Regions from separate parts of the Mus musculus genome. Here region 2 is linked to region 1. Evidence: chromatin contacts called from ENCODE Hi-C or POLR2A ChIA-PET data. All regions are on one chromosome and are shown on one strand. Each heading gives the region's core, a stretch centred on a gene start or an enhancer-like site at or near the end of the contact. The rest is flanking DNA. Distances are from core to core; before and after follow the strand shown.

Evidence for each region. Hi-C counts contacts between places; a loop is a spot of excess contacts on that map. ChIA-PET counts read pairs that join two places held with the same protein, here RNA polymerase II (POLR2A).
Region 2: a loop to region 1 is called in a map of mouse embryonic stem cell, with 2.3 times the contacts of the local background. The contact joins the promoter of Crp here to the enhancer-like site in region 1. A Hi-C loop is called at or near these places in 1 of 37 maps with a recorded cell type or tissue (mouse embryonic stem cell). POLR2A ChIA-PET finds 5 or more read pairs at or near these places in 1 of 5 experiments (Patski).

The regions. Positions count from the first base shown.
Region 1 is chr1:172,648,895-172,652,725 of GRCm38, reverse strand. It overlaps Gm35601 (a long non-coding RNA gene), which reads right to left. Exons shown (of 5, transcript XR_001779542.2): 3 at 1,778-3,831; 4 at 1,153-1,300. Among named protein-coding and RNA genes, the nearest start is that of Gm35601, 18 kb to the right of the region's middle. Within about 2 kb of position 2,042, at least 1 of the 3 ENCODE cell types and tissues checked has a DNase peak (open chromatin) inside an H3K27ac peak, as active enhancers do.
Region 2 is chr1:172,696,290-172,699,841 of GRCm38, reverse strand. Crp (C-reactive protein, pentraxin-related) reads right to left here and starts at 1,786. Exons shown (of 2, transcript NM_007768.4): 1 at 1,642-1,786; 2 at 1-1,428. The coding sequence starts at 1,705. The coding sequence ends at 815.

The sequences.
Region 1 (3,831 bases), core at 793-3,292:
TGCAAAGTTCCGGTGAAAATTACAGAGCCTGCCTATGGAGTGTCTGCGGCAGGGTTTCACAGGTGCTTGGTGAATCGTAGCAAATGTTATTATTAGCTCGCTTATCTATGACGTGCCCCATCATCTTCCACTGTAAACACGTTGCTTCCTCGTCAAGAGAACAGAACGCAAGGCTGGAAAAGCACCCAGGTAGAGTGGCCAAAATTCCATTCTGAGGGCAGAAAAATGGGCAGCAATACGAGCCTTATCTCCAGGCTGCTCTCTGAATCTTTGAACAACAACAAACCTCTGCACCTTTGCTTTCTCACCCGAAAGTCGGCGGTGTTGAACATAATTCTAGATACAAAGGTCTCCGGTGCTCGCATTACCTTGCTGGGCAAAGAGAGGGCTGAGAAAGGCTGTCCTGGGCTGCGGACTGCCTATTCCTAGATGACCAGGCTTTACCTCCTGTGCCATCTCACGTTCTCCCTCACACCCCCAATCCGGACTCTGATCTCTGGACTCTGCCCCAATGGCACAGACTTAGATCACGAAGGCCAGATCTAAACACACCACAGACACCCACTCCCCTGAGATATGGGATAACATGCTAACGTTATCTTAAGCCTCAGTTTTCTCCTCTGTAAAAGAGTAATAATCACCTCGTGGGGTTTCTATGAAGATGAAATGATATTTATATTGGAAATGATTTATGAGCTATCTGGCACTGTGCAATGTTAATACCGCAACTGTGATTATTGCTGATTAATGCCATTCAAAGCCTATGGGTAGCAGCCCAAGAAGTTGGATTCTGAGTTGGAGACTTCAGGGTCATCAATTTCAGCTCCTGCCCCTTGTGGATTTTCGGAGGTCGGTGGAATCAGGCCGAATGACATTGAACTTTGCTGTAATCGGGTATTGATTCTGGTTTTCCTAACACAGAACAGAGGTTTGTTTAAACTTTTACTTAAAGGCAAGTGACAGGAACTGGTTTTAATGGTCCGGAAAAGTTTTCACCCCATTAGCAATACCCTGCCCACATGACCTCAGGTTTTCCTGTTTCAAGAGGCAATTGCAGAATTTCTGGAGAGCTACCGTATACTAATGGTAACAAATCCATCAGTTGCTGGAAAGAACTGGCACACCTCTACTCTAAAGTGTGGTTGGGCTTACCATTCCACAGGACAGCAGCTTTCTGTGGTCGTAAAGAAGCGGTAGGAAAGGCTGCCCAACAAGACACTGAGTGTGCCAGCGAGCTCCTTAGATGTTTCCTGCACAGTGCTGGTGCAGTGCTGTGGAACATCTTCCAGAGCTTTCTCCTCTGTGCCAAAGGTGAAAAGCTATGCATTAATAAAAGGTCTTGAGCAGTTCCTTTAGAACATACTCCGAGGTGTTAAGTTCCCTGAGCAGTCAGCCTTAGGAAAGCTTTCATCTCTCTCTCTCTCTCTCTCTCTCTCTCTCTCTCTCTCTCTCTCTCTCTCTCTCTCTCTCTCTCTCTCTCTCTCTCTCTCTCTCTCCCTGTCTGCCTCTTGCTCACTCCCCTCCTCCCTCTGACCTTCCCATCAACACCTGCAGATCACATGCCCCTAGACAGACAAGCCTGGACCCATAAACAGAAGAGTAAGCAACTCCTCATATGGTGTAACTGGAGACATATCCCAATCCCCACTGCCCAAAATATCTTCCCCGCCAAATGCCATGGTGCCGAAAATTCCCAGTATTAAATTCACTGCGACTAAGAACTCCTCCCTTCACCTTATCTTCTTTCCAACTGTCTACACCATGTTAGCTTACTTACCCTCTGTGCTTAGCCATGAGCCACTGACGTATCATCCAAAGCCTACAGGATTCCCCCAGCAGTAAGTGATCTCTCATTGCCAAGGGAAAAAGAAATCGCAAAGCTTAACTTGAACCTGTTTTATGATATACATTGCCCTTTGTTTAAACACTCCTACTATTGCACCACTAATAACCTGAAAGGTCCATCCCTCAGCTGGACCTTATTAGTCTCTCTGCTTCCATCCCATCCTCAAATGACTAGGCTCAGAGCTGCCCCCTACTGGAGAATCACACTGAGAGGCGCCGGCATGAACTTTACCAGGCCTGAGATCTTGCTGCTCTCACTACCTCTGTTCACCTGGAGAGTCACTTTGAAGATCTCCTCTTATGGAAAAGGCCACTGGAGAGTCTCCCAGCTCCATAGCTAGCTCACTCGATGACCTCACACCACATACTGGCTTAATAAAGACCCACACACACATGACTGGTCTTCATCCTCCAGTGTGGATTAACACTTACCCACTGAGGTGAGGCTTCTGTTTTAAAGAATGCCAAAGGGAGAATAAGATAAGAAAGAGGAACCACGCAGATGAGGTGTTTTGTTTTGTTTTGTTTTGTTTTTTGTTTTTTTTGGTTTTTTTTCATCTTATTTTCTTACAAAACTGGCTGATTCATTCGGCCCTGGGCTTGCAAACAGCTACACAGAAAAGGTATTAACACAAAAGAACACTGAGTGGTAGGTAGCTCACGTCTGTAATGTCAGCATTAAGGAGATTAGGAAAGGACACCAGAAGCAGGACTTCCAGACTAACTTAGGAAAGATGGCAAGACCATCACAAAAATAAAAATTGTAATTCAGTTTTTAAAACAATGTGAGGTGATCAGCACTTCCTGATATCCAAGGTAAGTTGATGTGATGCACTTGACCTTCGAAGCTATCCACGGAACCTAGGGGTGGTAGCCCAGGCCTAGAAAGCCAACACTCGGGAGGCTGGAGTAGAATTGCTTCAAGTTCAGGGCCAGTCAGGACTGTATAGTGAGTACTAGGACTGCCAAGACTACATAGCAAGACCTTTTCTCAAAAAATAAAAACCACAGACCAAACGATGATGAGCATTCCTGGGCGTCACAGGTCCGTCTCCTGCACAGTTCTTTCACACAGGATCACTCTGGCTGTTGCTTTACAACGGTGTTGCTCAAAACGGTGGCACAAAGTAATAGCAAGTATTTTATATCACCTCACTGGAGATTAACCGGGCTCAGCTAAGCAGTTCTCTCTCTCGGAGTCTGTTGGGAAGCTACAATCAGATAGTGGCTATGCCTAAAATAACTTGAAGCCTGACTTGAGAAAGCTAAAACATCTAGAGGCTGCAAGTTAGTCTTCCTACCCCGGTACCACTGAGTGATCTCTCTAAATAACTGCGTAGCCTTGATAGCCTCAGAAAAGCCAGGATTCTCATAAGGGCGCTTAGCTTGGGCGGAGAGGGGGAGGAGAGGCATGTGCCAGGGAAGCTTCCTCGTTCTTTCTGAGTTAACCTCCCAAGCCATACTGTCACCTCTGTCACATGTGTTACTTGCTAGAAACAAAACAGCCAGGACCAACTTCTGTTGAAGGGAAGTAGAATTATTCTTCAGACACTCTGTGGAGGAATGTCTAAGAGTGTGAGAACACGTTTTAAAGCTCTCATAAATGAGAAAGTAAGCATTTGCAAATCGATAAATGCTATTCTTGACAGCAATGGTAGCACGTGGCTACGACGCTCATGCGATGAAGGTCAAAGCAGCATAGAAAACCAGCCTGGGTTACACAGTGAGACCCTGTGTCGATAAAAGTAAAACCTAAAAATTTAAATTTCAAAACAATATGTGATTCTTTTGAAAATCAAATGAAGGGATATTCTAACATAATCTTCTAGGGATAAAACATAAAATATCTAGAGTTATGCTGTCAAATATGGTATCTACTGGCATAGATATTTAAACTTAAATTAGATTTAATTAATTGTAATTTGGCATTAGGTTAATTAAAGTTAACTAGCTACAATAATTAACTGAAACAAATTTAAATTAATT
Region 2 (3,552 bases), core at 537-3,036, 47 kb before region 1:
AACAAGACCTGCATAATGACACCAATTGACATGCAACATGGACAGAAGAAATTTCACAAAGACAGAACCCTATATGAAGAGCTAGAGGTAATCAGTGGCTGCTGAGAAAAGGACAATCAGTCTTCAGGGAGGGGCCCTCCTGATAGATTATCCAGTGTCCAGTCTTCAACAAAATACAAGAAGCACTAAATGTAATCAGTAAGATGGATGACTGATGAATAGATGATAGATAGGTAGATAGATAGATAGATAGATAGATAGATAGATAGATAGATAGATAGATAGATTGATTGATTGATTGATTGATTGATAGATGATAGGTATTATGCATATGTATATATGCATAAGGCTAATAATAAGACATCATGAATTTGAGAGAGAATTTGGAAGGATAGGAAAGGATCTGAAGAGGGAGGGATAGAAAGTATGTAAATACAGCACTCAAGATGACATTATAAAACAAAAACAATAAAAAATTATTCTCCTTTCTGTGCATCTATTTTTTCATCTATGTGAGGGAGAAGAATTATGTCTGAAATTTTTTCAATTATATATATATATATGGATATTTACATATATATATATAAAACCATGGGTAAGTCAGATTCTCTTTGGTAGAGTCCTAGTGGGATGCTTATGCTGGAAGCCTTCCATTTAAATTCCGTGCTCTAGTGCTGAGGACCACAAAGCAGAGAAGTGAAAGGCCATATTCACAGAACAGACCTACAACATCTGCTGGGGCTAAAAGGTTCATAACCCGAGACAAGGGAGAGAATGTAATCCCAGGAGGTGCTTCAGGGCTCACAACAGTAGGTCAGGACCACAGCTGCGGCTTAATAAACACATCACCCTGTGCTTTATAGTTCAGTGCCCGCCAGTTCAAAACATTGGGGCTGAGTGTCCCACCAACATAGACTGTGCTGATCTGTTCTGGAGATAGCACAAAGTCCCACATGTTCACATCTCCGATGTCTCCCACCAAAGACTGCTTTGCATCAAAGTCACCGCCATACGAGTCCTGCTCCTGCCCCAAGATGATGCTTGCATCTGGCCCCACAGTGTAGCCCTTGTGCAGACTTTTCCGCACCTTGGGTTTCCCATCAATCCAGAACTCTACAATCCCCGTAGCAGACTCCCAGCTGGCACAGATGTGTGTTGGAGCCTCAGGAATCTCTGAAACCATGAATCGTACTTCAGCACCACCCACTCCAAAAGTATACTGTTTATCCTTATTCCAAAATATGAGAATGTCGTTAGAGTTCTTCTTGGTAGCATAAGAGAAGACACTGAAGCTGCGCACTGTGCTCAGAGCAGTGTAGAAATGGAGACACACAGTAAAGGTGTTCAGTGGCTTCTTTGACTCTGCTTCCAGAGACACATAGGAAGTATCTGACTCCTTGGGAAATACAAAGGCCTTTTTAAACATGTCTGTGAAACAGAAAACCAAGAAAGTAAGTAGTTTCTCAGATAATGAAGACTTATTCCTCCCTTACAGGTAGAGTTTGGGATCAAGGGTCATCTGGTCCTCTCCCAGGTTACATAAATACACAGCTACCCTGATCCTGATCCTTGATTCCTTATGCAAAATATTAAGTTCCGACCATTCTCCCATAGGGAAAAGATCTTTATGATAGCTCCTACCTTCATGACCAAAAGTCCGAGAGAAGCTGATCATGATCAGAAGGCACCAGAGTAGCTTCTCCATGGCTATGGATGCTGCTGGGATCTGGACTAAGAGGACAGTGTTTTGTCTGAAAGATCAAGGACAAGGAGTCCTGGAACGCTTGCCTCGGGCCCAGCCCATCCTCAGATTTATAACTATAGCAGATGGAGGGGCTGAACCACTTTGTAAATGATTTCCTAACACTGCCTCTTGGGGTAAACGTCAGACCACTGGGAGAAAGAGAAGCAAAAAAAAAATCATTCTAGAACAGAGAAATCAATGTGGGTTATTTATTACAAACTCCTGTGACCCCTGAATCACCAGCTTCTGTGTGACAGGAAAAATGAGAAAGCTTCCCAAGGCTCCACTTGGCCTAGCTCTACTGAGAAAAATAATGGGAAATTTTAGCTTAATAGATGAGCACTTGTGTGTGTGCATATGATGGCTGCATCTCCAGTGTCTGCTAACCTGTCCTGGAAGCTGCTCTTTTCCATATTGGGAAATGAAGAAAACAAGCATTCCATTCCCAGTACCAAGAACAAACTTTCCCTGGCCAACTGCCTAGACTTATCAGAGACCTTTGACTGAATGGAACACCTGTCCTATCCCAAATGTACCATTGGTCACAATCTTGTGTAACAGACTGGGTTTTGTTTGTTTGATGTTTTGGGTTTTTTTTGGTTTGGGGGTTTTGGGTTTTGGGGGTTTTTGGGGGGTTTTTTTGTTTTTTTGTTTCTTTTTTATAATGTGGAAGCTTCAGGGAGGAGGCAGGATAGTCAGCATTTGCTTCTTTTGTTCAGAGTCTAAGAAGTCCCTCCACACTGCCTAGCAACAGTTAAGCAGTTCTCTGCTTACCTCAGTCTTCTAGTTGAATACCATGCTCCTTGGCCTTGCTTCTGAACCCCGCACAAGCTCATCCATTCTTTCATTCCATTCATGAGTTGCCCTCTAATTGAGAAATTAGAGAAAAATAGTGTATCCCCTGAAGCAGAGAACCATTCATTCAGTAATTCCATTTTTAGTTAGATGCATTCCCATCCTAACAAAGTCAATTTCTCAGCATCAGCTATAGGTCAGAATGAGATTTGGACAGAAAAGAGACATTCTCTAGGTTGTATCCTTTATAGTGAAGATACAAGGCTTCCCTTTTACTACTTCCTTGTCCTCTGGTTAGGACTGATGGGAGAGGGAGAGGGAGAAGGGGAGGGGGAGGAGGAGGGGAGAGAGGGGAGGGGGAAGGGAGAAGGAGGGGAAGGGAGGGAGAGGGGAGGAGGGGAGGGGGAGAGGGGAGGAGGGGAGGGGGAGAGGGGGGGAGAGGGAGAGGGGAAGGGAGGGGGAGAGGGAGGGGAGGGGGAGGGGGAGAGGGAAAGGGAGGGAATCACCTTTCCTTAACAAGCTGCAAGCAGAGGTTGACACAGCAACTCAATAGGTTGAACCAGTAAATACTATCATAAAGCCATTGTTTTAACCCTTGACTATCATATACACAAATACTCATTTAAAGAATATGCAGTCTTAAATTTTGTCAAATTGTTATGAATTTGGTCATTCTCCTATTGAAGCTTGGTTGCTACCACTCTGTGTCTTTCCACTATAAAATCTACCTGCTTTTCTGACTCCCCATAAGAAATAAACAGTTGCTGAATGTATCTAAGGTCAAACTTGCACCTTTAGATCAGGCTCAAATGATACATCATCTAGTGAATTTTTCCCTGTGTTTCTTTCTGCCTTACACATAATTAATTTCACCTTCATTCTATCATTTCTCCAAATGCCAAAACTACAATAAACATGGCATTTTAGAGAAATAAGAGAAAGACAGAGGGAAAAAGAAAGAAGGTAGAAAGGTTATTTGTAACCAAGATCTCCATTGTCCCATATCTTCCTCC